Regions from separate parts of the Homo sapiens genome. Here region 2 is linked to region 1. The links are chromatin contacts, found by Hi-C in ENCODE. All regions are on one chromosome and are shown on one strand. The core of a region is the stretch at or near the end of the contact, and the rest is flanking DNA. Distances in the headings are between cores, read along the strand shown.

Region 1 (4,302 bases), core at 474-2,973:
GGACCTGGGATTGGCCTTGGACATTTTATAGGAAATGACACTGCTCTCTTGACTCTCCCTGGGAGAAGTTGTGTTTCTGGAAGCTCCTATAAGTCTCCAAGAAGTGTTGTGAATTTCTATCTCTGTGACTTTTGATTACTGAGTTTTTATTCATTCAATAAATTGTTTGGAGGGCCTCTCGCAACAAGCCTGTTCCTGGGGTCTTAGCTGCTGTCAATGGGGGTCACGGTGTGTTCCTGTGAATAGTAAGACCAGAGCTCTACCGTCTGATAGCCACTAGACATACGTGACTATTTAAATGTAAATTCAGAATAACAAAAATTAAATGAAGTTAAGAATTCATCCCCTCACAGTTGCGTAGCTGCATTTCAAGAGCCCAGTAGCCACATGTGGGTGGTGGTTACCATATAGGACAGGACAGTCCGGGCGCAGTGGCTCGCGCCTGTAATCCCGGCACTTTGGGAGGCTGAGGCAGGTGGATCACCTGAGGTCAGGAGTTTGAGACCATCCTGGCCAACACGGCGAAACCCTGTCTCTACTAAAAATACAAAAATTAGCCAGCCATGGTGGCGGGTGCCTGTAATCCCAGCTACTCGGGAGGTTGGGGTACGAGAATCGCTTGAACTTAAGAGTTGGAGGTTGCCGTGAGCCGAGATCGTGCCACTGCACTCCAGCCTGGGCAACAGAGAAAGGCTCTGTCTCAAAAATAAATAAATAAATAGATAGATAGATAGGACAGGACAGATGCAAAACATTCATATCATCCTAGAAAGCTCTCTGTGCAGTGCTGGACTAGGTAGTCAGATTTGCCTGGGACACTCTGGACTATACCTGCTGTGTCCGCATCATCATCCATAGCACTCTGTTTCACTCTCAAAAATGTCCTGGTATTTCAGCTACCCTTCTACCCGCTGAGCCACACTCTTTGCTAGGACTTCCCTGAAACCCAAACCCTTTGTCTTGATGAATAAGTTGGCAGTGTCCAGCAGTCTCCCCCACCCCATTCCCTCTCACCTATCAAAAGCAACAATTTTAGGAACAGGAAAAAAAAAAATCCAAGTGAAGAAGTTGTCATTTCTCCCCAATTAAATGATTTCCTTGTCAGCGGTTTCACTTTTGTTTTGTATTTCCCTTTGCCTAAAGCAGCTCTGATGGGCGCCCTTTGCCCTGAATCATGCCCACAGATCTCACAGGAAGGAGGCCGTCCCCGGCTTCTCCTGAGCCCTCCCGGCCACCCTCCCCTACTCCCAGCCTCCCCTTCCCGTCTTGCCCAGCAGAGGGCGTCTGAGTTTAATATTCTCAATAAAGAGCATGTACACAATCACTTGGGATTTTTTTTTTCTTTCTTCCAGTGATACTTTTTCTTTGTGAGCAGCAACTGAGGTGCCAGATAATATAGGTCACCTGAAGGACAAGCCGTCAGAATTGGAGATCAGAGCCGCTCAGGCCGGCCGCCAGCTCGTTAGGGAACCGCACACTCAGCTCCCACCCAGCTCGGGACGCCCAGCGGGAGCTTCCCTTGCAAACACCAGCAGACACCATTTTGCAGAACTCTTAAGAAACGCGGGTTAAATGTGTTAGGTACAACGCATGCAGCCAAGACGGGCATGGAGAGCGAGAGGGCTGGCCCGGGGGGGAAGCAAACCTCCTGATGATGGGATTGCTCTTGCTGGGGGCTTTGTAAACAGCCTTGCATCTCACACCTCTGCCAGGCAACAAAATGGTGGTGGCTAGAAAAAATAAATAAATAAATAAACAACGCGGGGGTGGGGGGAAGGTGGCACCAGGTAGGTACCAGAGATGGACTTTTCTACAATTTTCTTGGGCTGTCCGTTACCAACAGTTATTCTCTCTCTTTTTCTTTCTTCCTTTCCTTCTCTGTCTCTCTCTTTCTCCACCCCCCTCCCTCTCTCTCTCTCTTCCCCCTCCCTCCCTCTCTCTTATTCTCCTTGTTACATTCTCTGCAGTAATCTTCCCCCTCCTACTGAAGGGGGCGGAAGACCCAGCTGATTTGACTCCAGCTCCCCCTCCTCAGCCTTGCAAATTCCTTATTGAGCATAATTTCTGATTTGTTTCTATGTATCTTAAGGGGTGAGGTGCTGAGGCAAGTTAAGAGTTCGGGTTATCTTGTTTGCCTGTTTTGGTGCACTGAACATATTTACGAAATGAAAAAGCTCCTTTCTAAATGGGTGTTAACTGCTCTAAGATTCCCAGGAAACGTGTTGAAGGGACATCTAAATGGAAATTGTGCAGTATTACTCCATTGCACCTTTTAGGAAGAAAACAATTGTGGCTACTCTGTTGGGCTCTGGTGGCAGTGTAGTAGTGAGTGATTTGTGTGACTGCGGCACATTCATTTTCCTTTTCTATTATAATCTCACCTTCCTTAAGGAATAAATGAGACCATACAGTAAAGGGCTAAGCAAAGTTGCATGACACAGCTTCGGTAGCAGCTGTTACTGTTTTATTATGTCTTTGCTTCAAGCTCTCTCCCTGGGCCTGGAGCTTAGCTTCTGCACACAAATGCTTGATGGAGAGAGCTCTGTGTTATCTGAATCCAGAAATTCTACAGCAGAGGTTTGGCTCCACCTCACCATTGATTTCCTTTCGGTGATTTTGTAAGTCATCACTTTGTAATGCAATTTCTCTCTGTATGAAACAAACGAGTATTTTTTTTTACCACCCCTTCTGAGACTGTTGATAAAACACACTCGACAAACGTTTTACAGCACCCTTGTGAGGCACTAAGGAATGGGGAGAAATCTACACCTAACCACCACCACCACCAGGCATCCCAGTGTGCTCAGGGCAGCGCCAGTTTTTGCAGAAGTATTAATAGCCCCTCCTTTCACTCCCCCAAGCGTCTTCGATGGGATGGTTAGTTATAAGGTCACGCTACAGAAAACATAACACCAGGCCTGGAGAAGTTCAGAGTCAGGGTGAGAGAAAAGACTGGGAGGAGGAGGTGGGCACTGGAGACCAGATAACCAGAGAGATAACAGATAGATACATAGATAGACAGGTCATAGAGATACATAGATAAGATAGATGATAGATAAGACACATAGATGATTGATAGATGATAGATAGATAGATAGATAGATAGATAGATAGATAGATAGATAGATGATAGATACATACAATATATATAGATGAGTAGATAAAGATAGATAGGTACAGCCAGGCATGGTGGCTCATGCCTGTAATCCCAGCACTTTGGGGGGCCGAGGCAGGAGGATCACTTGAGTCCAGAGTTCAAGACCAGCCTGGGCAACATAACGGGACCCCGTCTCTATTAAATAAATTTTTAAAAAGATAGATAGGTAATAGATACATAGATGACAGACACATAGGTACATAATACATACATAGATGATAGATAGATGGAAAATAGGTAGAGGATGGATAGATAGATGGTAGATAGATACATACATACATATAAATGGGTAGATATAGATAAGTAATAGAAACATAAACAGGTAATAGACACATAGATACATAATACATATATATATATACATACATCAATAGAGAATAGATGGATAGGAAGATGGATGGATGGATGGATAGATAAATAGATACCTGGAGATTAAGAGAAGGAGAAATGAAGCTAAATGAAGCTTCATTTAGCTGAGAAACTGAATGACCGTGGGCAAATGTGTCATCTCTCTGAGTCACTGCTGCTTCATGGGGAAAGCAGGGACCATTGAGTCAGGCCTGCTTCCAGGGTGTGTAGCTGATGAAATGACAGGCACCTGAGCACCTGGCACAGGACCTCTCAACATGCAACTACGGCATAGCAAAGAAGGGATTTGACTCCTCAAGAACCAAAGAGGAAACCTCAAAAGAAAACCATCATAATACATAGAGTTATGTGTCATTTCCAAAAATATAATTATATCTTATGCTTTATTTTATATATATGTATATATACATGTATCTGTATATGTGTATATATATACATGTATACGTACATATATACGTGTATATATACGTATACATATATACACATGGATATATATACACACACATGGATATATATACATATATGTATATATACATATATACGTATATACATGTATACATATATACGTATATATATGAATATGTGTGTGTGTGTGTGTGTGTGTGTGTGTATATATATTTTTTTTTTTTTTTGAGACAGAGTCTCGCTCTGTCGCCCAGGCTGGTGTGCAGTGGCGCGATCTCAGCTCACTGCAAGCTCTGTCTCCCAGGTTCATGCCATCCTCCTGCCTCAGCCTCTCAAGTAGCTGGGACTACAGGCGCCCACCACCACGACTG
Region 2 (4,302 bases), core at 1,337-3,836, 560 kb before region 1:
TGGTGAGAAAACCAATGCTAACAAATAAGACCAGATTTACTTGATCATATTTTTGACCTTTTCTCTCCATGAGCAATAACCATAATTCAATAGATATTCTGAAGTCTGAACGTGAACACAGACAAAAAGAATAAATCTTGAGAAAGTATACTGCTCATTAGCATCCAAAATGCTGTAAAACATAAAACAAATACAAACTAAATATTTCTGTTCCTTCTGCTTCAAATATCTGTCCATAAATGTTGGCACACACATAGGGCTATGTTGTGTCAATTGTAATAATCTAGAAAAAATAATCTCAGTTACCACAAACAAGAAAGTGATGGTAACCAGTTTTTCAAATAAATTACCATGTGTCACAATTTGGCATAAACTCTGATCCTTATGAATAATTCATATTTTGTGCATTAATAATGCATGTCCTCTTCCCATTGGAATGCTCCCTAACACAGAATGGATGTCTCATACCAATTCCTTCCATTGACATGATGGAGTAAAGCTAAATTAGAATGCTGGGTTTTTTTTTTTTTTAACTTAACTCCCCTTAAAATTGTAACACTTGGCCAGCCTATAAGCATACCAAAAATAGAAAGTTCCCATTATTGTTTGCCCCTTACATGGGAGTCACTCAGTAAAGTACCCCCAACAATGGGTGCTCTTGAAGATGAGAATATTTGCATAGCAGAAAAGAAAACCAAGGAAACTTTGGCAGAGCTGATGGAAATGGTGAATTCTGTTACATTTCTCCCTAATTACATATGTATATATTCACAATAACACAGGACATAATCGCTAAAACATGGTCACCAGCAGGGGAGAAAAAGAAAAGAAAAAGACCAAAACGAATTAGGCAAGAGTTTTATAATAATTGCGGATGTTCCTCCCCACAGGGCTTCCCTCCCTAGCTGAGTTTACTACTGTGAAATTTCTTTTCAGTTTTCAGTAAAAGTATCTGGCACATTAAAACAGTCCAAAGACCAAGTAAGAGAAAGATGCCAAATGACACATATTTCTAAAGAAAGCTATTCAATTTACCACTCATTATCAATGGCGGCATTCCACACGATTACTGACATTATACTTATTTCAGGCATTACACCAAAGGATATTTTCTCCCCCCGCCCCCGCCACCTCTCCACCCCCACTTTTCACCCCTTATGTCCAAACGCACAGGATCAACTAAAACAGCGACAACACTTGATAGGAGGCAAAGAGAAATGAGGGACCTAGTTTGAAATTTTTAGGAAATAAAAAAATCGTTCCAGTATCTTCCCTCTCCCTCAAGAATTCTTCCACCATCATTCAGTCCCAAGGAGAGGAAGGGTAGGTTCTCTTTTGAAGCCTCCTCCAGCGAAGAGCCAAGAGAGAAAGGGGCGAAAGAGAGGGAGTTTTAAGGAAGGAGCTAGCCTGTGTCAACATCTGTCCCAAGTGCCCTAAGATTCATTCATTCTTCCTTTCAGGACATATGTAGGGAGCACTTGCGCTATGCCAGGTATCAGGTTCCACGTAAATAACCCTTCCGTGGACCTCCAGGGTGTATTCCAGCAACAGAAATCCACCACCCCGGCTTCGAACCACGGAAAATCCAGATTCAAGTATCTACCCAAGTTGGCCCCGACCAGAGGCCAGCCCGCACCGCCTTTGACACGACACCTGGGACAGAGGTGGGGGGATCCAAAGACACCTTACGCTTGGCAGAAATCTCTCCCTGGGGTCAGAGGGTTCGTGACCTCGTTCACACCGAGTATGCGTGTCCTCTTTCTCAACCAGCCGATCCATCCCCCGGAAAAGTTAAGTTGGCGGCGAGTGGGAAAAGAGGGGAACCGGGGGCATCCGGCAGGCACCCCCGCCCGGGCTTCTCAGCTCCAACTTCCATGGCTACCGAGAAATATTTATTTCGAGTAGATGGGCTCCAGGGGCTACTGAAGCCCAACACGCGGCCACCATCAGAAAGCCAAGTCATCCAAGAGATAAAGATAGATCCATTACATACCTAGACGCTGGCCTTACAGTGACAGCCCCGGAGACGCGGGTTTCGGCTGAGAAAGCCACCGCGCAATTCTCCGGCGCGCGGCCGGGGACTCTCCGTCCACCCTCCAGGGATGCTGGCTCAAGAGAGAGACAATCGAACCGGCGAACAGCAACACGGAGAGGATCGATACTCACCCCGAGGCGTCTGCTCCGGATCCTCACGTACCCTTGCTTCACTATGTCATTAAAATTGGAAGCCATCCCAGACAGCCGGTGACCCCCCCTTTACCCAAGAGCGCGCACCCGAAGTGGCTCTGGGGAGGGTGGAGGGCAGGGTCAAGACAAGCAGTCGGTGGGAGAAAGTTGGAGAGGTGAAGCTGCTTCGGCGGCGCTGGGCGAGGCTTTAGAAGGCGCACATCACTTTCTCTGTCCCCCCAACCCTGACAGTGGGCGGCCGGCTTGCAGCCACTTTCGGGGAGCGCAGAGCGCGGCGCGGGGAGGCGAGGCTGGAGCGCCGGCGTCAGCTGACTCCGCGGCCGGCCTGCCAGGAGGAGGAGCGGCGGCGGCTGAGGGATCCAGCCCTGCCTCCTCCCGGCCGAGAAGGAGGAGAAGAAGGAGGAGGAGGAGGAGGAAGGAGGAGGAGGAAAGAGGAGGAAGGGGTGGGGGGCTAAGAGGAGGAGCCGCGCGAGTCCCAGCACTGGGCTGCGGCCACCCGTGAGCAGCCGCCCTGGAACGCTCCCCGCGCCTCCCACCCACCTTTCCCTCCCCGCTTCCCCTTCCGATCCCTCCCCTCCTGGCGGACCCGGAGCGTGCCCCCGCCACCCCCGCACCTCGCCCACAGCCTACTGAGATAGCGCTCGCTCTCCTCGCTCCAATGACTTATTTTAGGAGGAGAGGAAATTTCACTTTTTTCCAGCCGCCGCCCACCCCGCCTCCCCCTTCAGCCCCTGCCCTTTCCCCGAGAAGGGCCGATTTTGCGTGTGTGTCTGGGGAGATGGTGTTGCCGCGGCTCGCCTTGACCTTGGCATCTGAGGAGAGGGATATTGTCACCGCTTAAGCCAAATGCTTCCTTGGGTTTCCTTGTGTCAGGGACCTAGCCCTCGCTGGTATCATTTGCCACAGTTTCCCTGTTTCAGCCTCTTTCCCGCCGGAATGTGTTTCCCAGGGGGCTGAGACTTGGCCTCATCACTGTCTGTCCCCAAAGCCTGACCCCAGAGCAAGTGCTCAGTAAATCCTTGTGGTTATCAAGATGGCCACCTAGGTGCCAGGCACTCTCCAAGCCTTTTGCATGGATTGACTCATTCAAACTCCCCTGCACTTTTTGAGGTAGGTGCCCTGTTAATGTATACACCAGGCCCATATTTAATTAAGCCTCCTTAGCCTGGCAATAGAGCTCTCATTGCCATTATGAGATACTGCCTATACAATAAGATGAAGAAGGGGACTGAATTTCACACTCACCTGCCCCTGACTGCATTACCTCCCTAAAGCATACTTGATTGATAATTGCTAACACACATTGAGCACCAGTGTGCTGGGCATTGTGCTAATCTTGTTAAGGGAATAATGAATTAGGCACCAGCATCCACATTTTACAGACTTGCTAAGGTCTCACAGCTGGCCACTATCAGAGCTAGGATTGAAGGGAGGTGTGTGTAGTGCCCAGCTCTGCTCCTAAACATTCTCCTATTCCTCTTCTGAAGAGAGGATCTCACAGAAAGAGAGGTTACTAGTTGATTTCCAAGGAAGATCTTTCTAATCATTTGCACTATTCACAAAGGCAAAGATAATCATCAGAAATTAGACAAAAATTCTTACTCACTGGGAAGCGACAAAGCTAAAGCTAGAGATCACTGCTCAGAGCCATTGAGAAGAGGATTCAGTTAGTAGTGGATTGTTTGACCTGATGACATCCACAGGTCTTTCAACTCTAAGACGATATGAATCTTCCCATTCTCACTGGGAACATTAGCTTTTAGTCACCTTGGCTTGATGAGTTTCAGTTAAAGAACAGAAACCTCCAAGAATGTGTCATAGGAGAACCGAGACTAAATGGGGACAATCAAAAAGGAGATATTCTGGCAGGGAGAACTATTTTTGCTACATAGTAAACCATCTGTCTTCATGTTGCCATTCTATGGAAAATGATGTTTTAATTTTAAATCTCTCACCAAAAGAGATGAAATGGTAAAATCATTTGGAGAGCTCCTTTTGAAGGATTGGAACTTAAAAAAAAAAATGCTGCCCATGGTTGCTGTAAAATAGAGGTGTTCATGGAAGGCATTTATCTAACACATCATTTATAGACCAAGTCCACAGTATTATAGAAAC

Evidence for each region. A loop is a pair of places that touch in the nucleus more often than their neighbours do.
Region 2: a map of aorta shows a loop between it and region 1 (4-fold over the local background). The contact joins the promoter of DOK5 here to the promoter of BCAS1-AS1 in region 1. A Hi-C loop is called at or near these places in 1 of 168 maps with a recorded cell type or tissue (aorta).

The regions. Positions count from the first base shown.
Region 1 is chr20:53,912,910-53,917,211 of GRCh38, reverse strand. BCAS1-AS1 (BCAS1 antisense RNA 1) reads right to left here and starts at 1,723. Exons shown (of 5, transcript NR_199019.1): 1 at 1,646-1,723.
Region 2 is chr20:54,473,877-54,478,178 of GRCh38, reverse strand. DOK5 (docking protein 5) reads right to left here and starts at 2,586. Exons shown (of 8, transcript NM_018431.5): 1 at 2,167-2,586. The coding sequence starts at 2,232.